Linked DNA regions of Homo sapiens: region 2 is linked to region 1. A link is a loop called in an ENCODE intact Hi-C map of the cell type or tissue named here. Cell type or tissue: breast epithelium. All regions are shown on one strand. Links, peaks and the distances in the headings refer to the core of each region. The heading gives the core; the rest is flanking DNA.

Evidence for each region. Peaks named below come from ENCODE experiments on the same cell type or tissue, not always from the same donor. Only the 100,000 strongest peaks of a DNase experiment are listed, where the experiment ranks them.
Region 2: a loop joins it to region 1, with 3 times the contacts of the local background. A loop is called at or near these places in 20 of 110 quality-filtered maps.

Annotation. Positions count from the first base shown.
Region 1 is chr6:150,002,313-150,007,685 of GRCh38, reverse strand. It overlaps the pseudogene RAET1K. Among named protein-coding and RNA genes, the nearest start is that of RAET1L, 21 kb to the left of the region's middle. RefSeq lists an enhancer at 635-1,350 and silencers at 2,171-2,430, 3,021-3,110. In breast epithelium, for the core only: no CTCF peak of the experiment used is centred there; a DNase peak (open chromatin) is centred at 2,385; H3K4me3 peaks cover 1,375 bases; H3K27me3 peaks cover 708 bases.
Region 2 is chr6:149,952,146-149,957,518 of GRCh38, reverse strand. No RefSeq gene overlaps it. Among named protein-coding and RNA genes, the nearest start is that of ULBP1, 9.1 kb to the left of the region's middle. RefSeq lists enhancers at 2,030-3,001, 3,002-3,974. In breast epithelium, for the core only: no CTCF peak of the experiment used is centred there; no DNase peak of the experiment used is centred there; H3K4me3 peaks cover 439 bases; H3K27me3 peaks cover 3,663 bases.

The sequences.
Region 1 (5,373 bases), core at 275-5,274:
AAGTAGGGACATGGATGAAGCTGGAAACCATCATTCTCAGCAAACTATCCCAAGGACAAAAAACCAAACACCGCATGTTCTCACTCATAGATGGGAATTGAACAATGACAACACTTGGACACAGGAAGGGGAACATCACACACCAGGGCCTGTTGCGGGGTAGGGGGAGGGGGAAGGGATAGCATTAGGAGATATACCTAATGTAAATGACCAGTTAATGGGTGCAGCACACCAACATGGCACATGTATACATATGTAATAAACCTGCATGTTGTGCACATGTACCCTAGAACTTAAAGTATAATTAAAAAAAAAAAACTAAAACACGAAAAATGGGCAAAAAAATTTTACCAACCTCAATGCTGCCACCTTCAGGCCCCTGGAGGTTACATCCTCCGCTCCAGCTCCCCTCTGCACCTGTGCTATTCCTCCCAGCCCCACTCACTCCCACAACTGTCTCATTCATTCACTGGTTCACTCAGCCTCCAACCACACTTACATCATGTCAGGCTCACCAGGTGATGGAGAAAAAAATCATCCTCTGTGGGTCTGAAAAACATGCCTGAGTCCTGATTGCGGGTCTCGCTTTCATTTCCACCCCCTCACAGCACACTCAGGGCCATGAAGAGGCCGCGGCCTGGGTTCAGAGCTCCAGCTCTCCTCAGGGTGGGCCTGGCAGTTGCTGACTTCAGGGAGGGCGGCAGGGCTCACAACTGAAATAGGAGACCTGCCCTGGGTCCTTAGCATGTGCAAGGACAGGGTTCCTTGTAGAATCTGCTCATTTCATCTGTGTTCATAGCATTTGTCATTTTCCACATGCGGACATCCATGCCCAGAAAGCTGAAGAACCTTGCACAGGAATATTCAGCTGCAATATCAGCTGACTTCCATGTCTGAATGCATGATCTCTAAATCACAGCCATTACAGTCACTTTTGGGCCACTTCTATGCCCATCCTGGGCTGGCCTGAGTGTGGTGGCCAAATGCCGGCAGCAGGGGTGAGGCAGGAGGGCCCAGGTGTGCACAGAGGCCCCTTCTCCTCTCACCTGGCTATCCTGCTGGAGGCTCTCCTGCTGGCCTCCTTCTGCCTTCCTCCTGTTCCCCCAGTCACTGGCCCAGGTCACCCAGCCTCACGAGTGGTGCTGCCAGGGTCTTCCCAGTGGCCTACTTCCAGGACTAACCCGGGTTCCTTGTCCCCAGCCCTATGCATGGGAGGCTCTTCTCACAACACAGATCCCCAGACCCACCAAGCTATGCCCCTCCGAAGTCTGAGAACTGCTCACCCCCGTGTGTCTGTTGGCCTGCAGACCGCTCTCCATGTGGCCCTTCCTGGACAGTGGCTTTAGTGCATCAGGCGAGAACCTTCTAGGCTCCTGTGTCCCTGCTCAGTCACAGAGGTGGCTGCCCTCCCATGACCCTGTCCTGAAGCAGAGACAGGCCCTGGGCTTGGTCCAGGCCTCCTCCTCTTTCCCACAGCCTCAGGACCCTAGGGATTGCTGGTCACCAGGTGAAGTTCTCCCCACATGAAGACTCATTCAATGGAGAACGGGCTGAGTGGCCGGGGGTAGAGTGGGCTCAGCTCTGCCCACTCCTCACCCCAGGCTAAGCCCTCCCTTGCCACCAGAGGCCACTGGGCTCCCCACCTCCCTCTGGCTTCTGTCCATAGATCTAGATGGTTCCATGGTGACTCAGAGGAGGACGCACTCGAGTGTCCCCTTTGAGGATGGTTACAGGGACCATCCAGGGACTGAGCCGAGGTGCGGATACAGCCATGGATTTGGGTGTGGTTGGACATAGATGGGAGTGCAGCAAAGTGAGCCCCACCCATGCGTAGACCCCTACTATCGGGTTCTGCTCTCCATGGAAACACAATTGATCACATGATGGTTGATCACAGTAGGCCTCTAGGGCTTTCTTTTCTTTTTTTTCCAAAAGTCATAAAGGGATATAGAATATACTCAAAGACCTCCTCATGCTTTTAGTGGAGAGGCAAAGAAGGTCCGCTTTGGACTGGGGAGGCGGCTGCGCGCTGGACAGAGAGGGTCGGGGACTCCGCGACGCAGGCGGAGGGAGGGGGTGTGTCGCTGGCGCAGGCGGTGACGGGGTCACCGCCGCCACTGTATATTCCTGTTAAGTTTCTTCACCTTCCTGTGCATCAGTGTTTACATTGGGGTAATGATAAATGCTGTGTTGAAAAATTAAACGAGGCAGTCATGGAAGGCACCGTGTCCTGCCCCGCGCGGAGCCCGGTGACGCCGCCACCAAGCCGCGGGGCCGAGGTGGAGGGGGAGGGTTCGCCCGCCGGGGCCGCTGTCACGTGACGAGCCCCGGAGCAGGGCGGGGTGGAGCATGCCCAAACAAGGCAGCCGTCGGATCACGCCCCTTGGATCCCAGCCTGCGGCGGGGCGGAACGGGGCTGGACGGGGCGGAGCGGTCCAATTCACTAGCCTGAATGTGAGGCACCAGGCGATTCCTCCGCCCATATCCGCCTCGACCCCGACTCCCGTCCCCTGTGCCCCAGGTCCCCAATGGCAGCGGCCGCTTGCCCCGCGTTTCTTCTGTGCTTCCCGCTTCTGCTACTGCTGTCCGGCTGGTCCGGGTCAGGGCGGGCCGGTGAGTTCGGGGATGGAGCCTAATCGGGGGCTGGAGCCTAATCGGGGGCTGGGGCCAAACTTGGCGGGCTGTGGACTGCAGCGTGTTTCAGAGGAAGGAAAGCTTCTAGAAGGACCGGCGCGATCTCCCCGAGCATCGGCCCCCCCGCCCCCGGAGTTCCCCGCTGCGGCTCCTTTACGCTGGGTCCGCTTCCTGCGGCTGCAGCTTGCACTGCAGACCAGGAGGGTTTTTAAAGAGCGCGGAAAAGGCACCACAGGAGGGTGGAGGGGCCAACGGGCTGCAGAGGGCAGGGTGGAGCGGGGATCCCTGATGCAGCTCCGCAGCCCTACTCGCCCTCGGGAAGAAGAAACCAGAGCCCCCGAAACCCTAGCTGGGGTCAGGACAGGGGTGAAGCGGGGTTCCACAGGGATGCGATCACAAACTCCCCCACCAACCACAGAAATGCTCTGCTCTCACCCGCTCTCCACCCTCCAGCACCTGTAGGGCTCCGCCCTGGAACTTCCCCTGCAATTTGCTGCAGACACTCACCTGCACCCAGGGGCTCACCAGACACTTCCCACCATTCACCACTTCCTCACCATTCACTTCTGCTACTCAGGTCTCATTCTTTCACTCCCCATCTCAGCCCAGCCCTGTCACCCCACAGGCCTCCCTCACCTCCCCATCCATGAAGGGGCCCTTAGCACCTCCCCACACCAACTAGCACCTTGTCCCCTTTTGCCTGAGGGCACACCCCAGCAAACACACCCCAGGCTTTCTACAGAACTTAATGCAGGGGGGACGGGAAATCCCATTTCCCTCAGGATGACCCTGGGAGCGCCCGTGAGTAGAGGTGCCCACTTCTGCCCTTGGGTCCCAGACCCGCCTGTTCTTCCTACTGGGGAGCCAGGGTCATATAGAATAGTCACTACGCAGACAGGAGTCAGCAAACCCTTTCTAGAAAGAAAAGGCTGAAGTCACTTTGGTCCTTGCTGGCCGTGAGTTCTCTGTCTGTGTGTCAAGTCCTGTCCCTTTGTAGAGCAACAGCAGGCAATGGTAACCTGCAAGTAAAAGGGAGAGCAGATGTGGACCCTGTCCTAGGTTGCTGACCCCAGATGAGGGCACATGCTGTGTCCTGGCAATTGCTGCCCCATCCCCTAGGGTGTCATCTCCAAGTTGTGTAAGTTGAAGAGTCACAAGTGTGTCCTACCCTGCCTGTGGCTTCTGGGTGGTGTGGATGTGATGGATGTGAATGGAGGTTCCATGGGTCCAGGCCTACTGCCCCCATCCTTTGCTGCTGGGTGGCATCATCGGTACCTCAAGGCAATCAGGGACCCTCCCTGAAGCCTCAGGTGTGAGCTGAGGGTGAGGCGGTACAGCCACATGGTGTCCTGGGGATCGGGGCCAACTGCCTGTGCAGCTTCTTGGTTCCCTGTGGCCCTGCTCCTGCCCATCCCAGGAGACCCACCTGTGTCTTCTCACTGTGGGGCCTATCTTCCTAATGACCTAAAGGGTGAGGAGCCCACCCTGTGATGGGCAGCTCTGAGGCTGTGTGGTCACTGCCCTCCCATAGCTGGAGGCCCATCTCCACAGGGGCCCAGGACCACAGCAGGAGCCACTTTTAAATGAGGGGATTTCACTGCTGTGAGTGGCACAGCCTTGCTTCTGAGCACTAGGGGATCCTGTTGTGATTCTGCGGTTGGCAATTGCCATGAAATCCACATAGCACCTTTTCCAACCACACATGCCTCTGGGATCTTAGGGAGTCCAGGGTCAAATAGCCATATTGGTAGGTCCAGCGTCACGCCTCATCACAGAGTGTGTATGGCTGCATCCCAGCTACAAGAGCAGAGTTGAGTAGTGACAGGGGAGGTCATATGACCAGCACAACCTATAATAGATACTACATTAACTACAAACACTATCCATTCCCGGTAGAAATCCAGGAAATGTGAAATTACCATCGAATGGGTCTATGAACCCAGCACATCCCCCTAAGCTGGACCTGACACAGGTGTCCATCCGTTACTTTGCCCCAAATGCACCTCATGAGTAACAGGAAGTTAATGCTTCAGATCTCTGAAAGGAGGTTGGATCACACACTGTGTCCACCAGAAGTGTCTGGGTATTTGCTGTTTCATGGTGTACAGTTACCAGAGTGAATGCCCATCTGGCTCTCTGGGGGAGGCTGAAGGAGTCATTGCAGTTGCTGTGGTGTTGAAGGGGCCCACCAGGGCCTCTGGGCTCTCCTTCTAGTAATGGACTCTGGGTCTGAGATGTGACTCAGTTCTCAAAGCTGGGCAAAGGAGCTCGGTTATTTCCTGGGGTGACTCCTTTCAGCCTCCAGGTCATCCATCCTTGTGTTTTGTCTTTGTTTGTTGTAGTTATTTAAATCTAGCAGCATCCGGGTTGAGTTTCCATCTCTTTTGGATTCTTGACCCCTTTGTTCTATGAGCCATGGGCACACCTTTGTATGACTGAGGTCCCCACCTGGCATTGTGACTTCTCTAATTATTTCCATCTTTGCCCCCTCCTTCCTCCTGACAGTTGACGGCCTCCACTTGAGATCTCTTATTTCAGGATTTTCCATCCCCATTACTACTGGGAGCCCGTTTCAGGAACAGCATTTCCTACCCTCAACCCCAGCCTTCAGCAACAGGCATCCCTGGGCTTCCTGATAGACTGCTGCCTTCTCCTGGGGCCTTCTTTGTATGCTGGGTAATCAGGAGTCCTCCAGGCTTCCCATGAGCACAGAGGATGGACATTGTTCTGGATTTTCGT
Region 2 (5,373 bases), core at 174-5,173, 50 kb after region 1:
ACACTGCCTTTGAGAAGAAATCATCAATTTTGGATTTCACATACAGGATGGCACCCTAGGAAAACGTTAAAAAGTCAGGAGAATAGTACCTTTAAGACTGGAATTGACTAATGAAAATATACATTACCAGGGAAACCTCCTGGGATGCCTCGACATTTACTTGTGATGTGAGCGTTTTCCTGCCTAGAAACAGCAAAACTGACTGTTTAGCTCTAACGGGCAGGTCCCATGTGACATAGCAACAACAGAGCAAGAAAACCAGGAAAATTTTTTGCTCAATGATTTTTTTCATTATTTTAAAGCTATTGAAACATAGTAAGCATAGTTATTTGTAAATCCCTGCCTGATAACTCTGATATTTTTTATTTTATTTTATTTTATTTTTTGAGACAGAGTCTCACTCGCTGGCCAGGGCTGAAGTGTAGTGGCATGATCTCGGCTCACTGCAACCTCCACTTCCTGGGTTCAATTGATTCTTGTGCCTCAGCCTCCTGAGTAGCTGGGACTATAGGCATGCACTACCATACTGAGCTAATTTTCGTATTTTTAGTAGAGAAGGGGATTCACCAGGTTGGTCAGGATGGTCTCGACCTCCCGACCTCAGGTGATCCACCCACCTTGGCCTCCCAAAGTGCTGGGATTACAGGGGTGAGCTGCCGCGCCCGGCAAGATCATTCTAAAATCTAAAGCTGCAAAGTCTAACCCAGCAGTTACTAGCTACATGAGGCTATTAAGAGCTTGCAATACAACTAGTTTAAATTGAGAAGTACTGTCAGTATATGGTGCACACCAAATTCCAAAGGTTTAGTATGAAAATGTCAAATGTCTCATTATTCATTTTTCCATTGATGACACGTTGAAATAATAATTTTGGTTAAAAAAAATTTAGTTAAAACATATTGAGTTAAAAATGTTGTAAAAATATATTTCACCTGTTTCTTTTTATTTTTTCAATGTGTTCACTAGAATATTTAAAATTCCCTGTGTGGCTCACACTTGTGGCTTGCATTATATTTCTATCAGAGGACTGATCTAGAGGTTCCATGTATTTTCTGTCTCTGTTGCACATTTCAGCTGGTTCCTGTTATTGCTACCTTATCTCCCCATGTGGTTGGTTATCTTTGTCTATGTTCTGAATACAGTGTTTTAAAAATTGCTCTTGACAGAATATAAAGTGTAGGATGGGCTGGGCATAGTGGCAACCAGGGCGAGCCATTCTGCCATGCTTGGGAATTGTGCTACTCAGGAAACTTTTCTCATCACCACCCCAATCCTGTCCCAGATGGGAGGAGCAGTGAGTGCTGTGCCTAGGCTCCCTGTCTTCCCAGTGCTCCCAGCATCACACCAGCTCCTCCCCAGTTGCTGTGGGGTCCCGACTCTCCATGTTCACCATGCTCCCAAAATTGGCTCCCCATCTTCACTGCCCACCAAGCATCGTCCCTGCTCCTCCAGGGTCACTGCCTGACCAGGTGGGGGTTGGGTGAAGAGGCAGAAATCAAGACAAGACACCTGGTCCAGTTTGACTTCAGGTTCTTCACTGAAACGTGACTGCATTCCACATCCTGTTCCTCTGGCAACCTCAGCTGGGACCATGTGTAAGGCAGTGTAGAATCTTGGCGGGTGATGACCAATATCTGCCACCATGGCTTTTCAGCTATATTGATTTTTCCTAAAACGGACAAACAGACTGGCAATAAGTTATGGAAATACTGTTTTCCTTACTAACAGTAGAGATGTGTACATGTATCAGTGCTGGTCTTTAAAACAAATATAAGCCCATAGGCACTCTGCTGAACGCAGATCCTATCTCAAAATAACACACTTTCAAGATCTTCCAATACCTGCACATACAGATTCTTTTCCTTTTTATCTCTGCACATTACATAGAATGACTGCATCACAACAAATGTTACCAGTGTCTGTGTCTGAAGATCCAGACGGTCTCCAGTCAGTTACTTTTAGAAAAACTAAATGCTGCAGAAACTGTGCTTGCATGAATCTCAACTTAATTGTGTAGAATAGATTTCCAGACACAGAATTGTTGTGCAAATTAATGCACCTTTAAAGCGTCTCATGTCACGGATGGCAATGCTGGCGACACTCTTGTCTGTGATTGTGATGACCCAGCTTGGGCAGAGGATGGTGAAACATCCACTATAGCGGGAGGGGAAACTGAAGGACAGGGAGACAGGTTTCATCAAGAGCAAAAAATATCCAAGTCTGAATGAAGAATATCTATACATATGCGTTTGAAATGGCATAAAGACTCCCTGGAAAGATTCAAAGAATCCAATCATGTCTCATTCCGGGCTGTGGCCAATGAGAGTGGACGAAGGCAGGGGCGGGGGAGCCTTTCGCACATGACTTTTCATGGTTTCGATCCTGAAACACGTGAAAATATGTAGGTGAAGAAGTAAGAAAGAGTGGGGCCGGAGCCCCAGGGAGGGTCACCGGATGGGCTCGCCTGATCTGTTGTGGGCCCCGAGGGTCCTGGGACGCGGAACCCAAGCAGGGGCGCGCGGGGCTGCCTCAGTGACGAGGCACTGGTTCTAGATATTTACCAAACGGTGTTGACACACCGGGGATGTTATAGGCGATTGCTGATTTCAACCACAGATGACTTTGGGGGAAAGTTCGCTCCTGGGGGTTTCAGTTTCGACCCCTCCGCGTCCATTCTGGCTTCTGCGGGCTCCGCCAGGGCGTCCGCTTCGCCCGAGCTCCGGACCCAGGTCCTGCCCTGTGGAGACCCCGGAGTGGGTGCGCCGCTGCCGGCCGATACCCCCGGGCCTCCGGGTCCACAGCGTCCGGGAAAAAACGGCCTTTCGAAGACCTGGGATGACTCGCTGGTCGCGGCAAGGGACCCTTGGTTCCCGTGTCAGAAGGATCAAGGAAATGCGGGGCCTGTTGGGGTGAGGAGCACGAGGTCCCTCCTCCATCCTCGCGGGGACTTTGTCACCGGCTCAGTGTGTAGACCTCACCGTCCCACTCGAATCTGTGGGGCTCCGACAGTGTGGGCCCCGCGAGGACCCCCATCCTCCTTGCCCTGGGGCCGCTACAGGAGGGCGCCGGGACGCACTAGGTCCTGAGTGTCCAGGGTCCGGCAGGGGCGTCAGGTTGTCGCCTCCTGGATCCCGCCGCTCGCGGTCCAGGGCTCCTGGTTTCTACGCTGGGCTGGGGACCCGGAGCATGCATGTCGTGGGGCGGAGAAAACCTTGGGATGGTTGGAAATGAAGGACGGGAGGGAGAACCAGAGAAAGGGAGAGGAAGGAAGCAGGGAGGGCCAGAGAACAAAGAGAAACCTCCGCCAGGAAAATGGGAAGAGGATGACACAGGCACAGCCCTACACTCCACCAACTCTCAGTCTCCTGCTCTCTGCCTTGTAAGGAACGCAGGCCCCACCCCCTCCAGCCTCACAGTGTTTGGGGTCACCCATTCCAGCGGGGTGAGGCGTCCCCTTGTGGGTGCTGTTGGCATTTCCCTGAGGTCTGTGGACACTGAGCACCTTTTCCTGGGCTCACTGCCATTTGCATTCTTCTTCCGATGCCAGTGGGCAACCGGTGGTCCCCAAACTCTGATGAGACCTCGACCCCAGCCGGTGTCGGGCTCTTGACACCGCCTGGGGAAATGAATTCTAGGACCAGTAGGAAAATAGAGAAAAGACGGAGATTTTTTTGTAAAAGGGAAAGTACACACTCGTGTAAAGGGAATGCAGGGGAACTCAAGAGAGAGGCAGGTGCAAGGGGGTTTGGGGCTGCCACCTTTCCTGGTTTCTTCAACCAAGGGATGGAATATTCATGAAAATTCCTGGAAGAAGGACAGGGATTCTCAGAACTCTGGTGCCTCGAATTTTTACACCAAATATGGGCATTCTCAGAACTGCTAGGGAGCTGGCTGGTATGTGTTTATTATGTTTATCAGCATGTAATGAGGTCCCAGGTGAAACCTAGGTCAAATCCAGGGCCATGTTGGATCCACTCATTCTTAGTCACCTTGGTCCACATGCTGTTTCTCAGCAACTTACCAGCCCAGAGCTGCTGCAGATATTTCAACAGATTCCTTTTGCTAGTCACCTGAAACTGCTGCCTAAAATTTCCTATTCTTTTGAGACCACCGTGTAGTATACCTGTCTCACTTTGGAGAAATGTCTATTCAAATTCCTTGCATATATTTAAATTGGGTTACTTCATTTTATAATATTGAGTTGCAAGAGTTCTTTTATGTTCAGAATAACAGTCCCTTACCAGATACATGATTTTCAATTATTTTCTCTCATTCTGCAAGTTTTCTTTTTACCTTCTAAATGGAGTCCTTTTTGAAGCACAAAAGTTTTACATTTGCATAAAATGAAATCAAACTACCTTTTATTTTGCCATTTTTGCTACTGGCCTACAGTAGTTAAGCATTTGCCAAATCCAGGGTCACAAAAATTTACTGCTCTATTTTCTTCTGAGACAATCATAGTTTCATGTCTTAGCTGGACATCTGCCATTCATCTAGAGCTAGTTTTTGTGTGTGCTGTAAGGAAGGGGCCCATCTCATTCTTCTGCATGTGGCATCCAGTTGTCCCAGCACCATTCACTGTAGTGTAGGATGCACCTGCCCAACCTTCTGTCCCTCCTCCTGCACTTGGGGTCAGAAGTGCGTCCTGCTGAACGGTTCTCCCAGGGTTTCCACCAATGAAATCCCCTCATGTGAATCCCATGTAGGCATCTACTTCTCAGAGGACCTGGACTAAGGAGTGGGTTTACCAGAGGAAATCATATTTCATGAGATGGAACATTCTGGGAATACTGGCACTCAGCATACCCCTTTCTACATCAAAAGAAGGACATTGCATGATATGGTCATTTGGGTCCCACAAGTCTGTCAACTTAGCTTATTTGTGTTTAATTTGTTTTGTTATTTCTTCTTCTGTTGTTGTTTTGTTGTTGTTTTCTTTGAGACAGGCTCTCACTCTGCCATCCAGTCTGGAGTGCCGTGGCACCATCTCAACTCCCTGCAACCTCAAACTCTCAGGCTCAAGTCATCCTCCCACCTTAGCCTCCTGAGGGGCTGGGACTACAGTCACATGCTACTACACCTGGTTAATTTTTAAAGTTTTCTGTAGAGACAGGGTCTCACCATGTTGCCACGGCTGATCTCCAACTCCTAGCTTCAAGCTATCCTCCAGCATTGGCCTCCCAAGGTTCTGAGATCACAGGCATGAGCCACCACTACTGGCCCAAAAAGTTATGGCATTTTAGTTTTACTTTTCACATGGTTGTATGACATTATGTAGATTTTTAAAATTCTGTATAAGTAATTTGGGCAATGCTATATAATAAAATGTTTTCTTTAGCCACAGCTTCCTGAAAATAGGAGGGGCATTAAAAT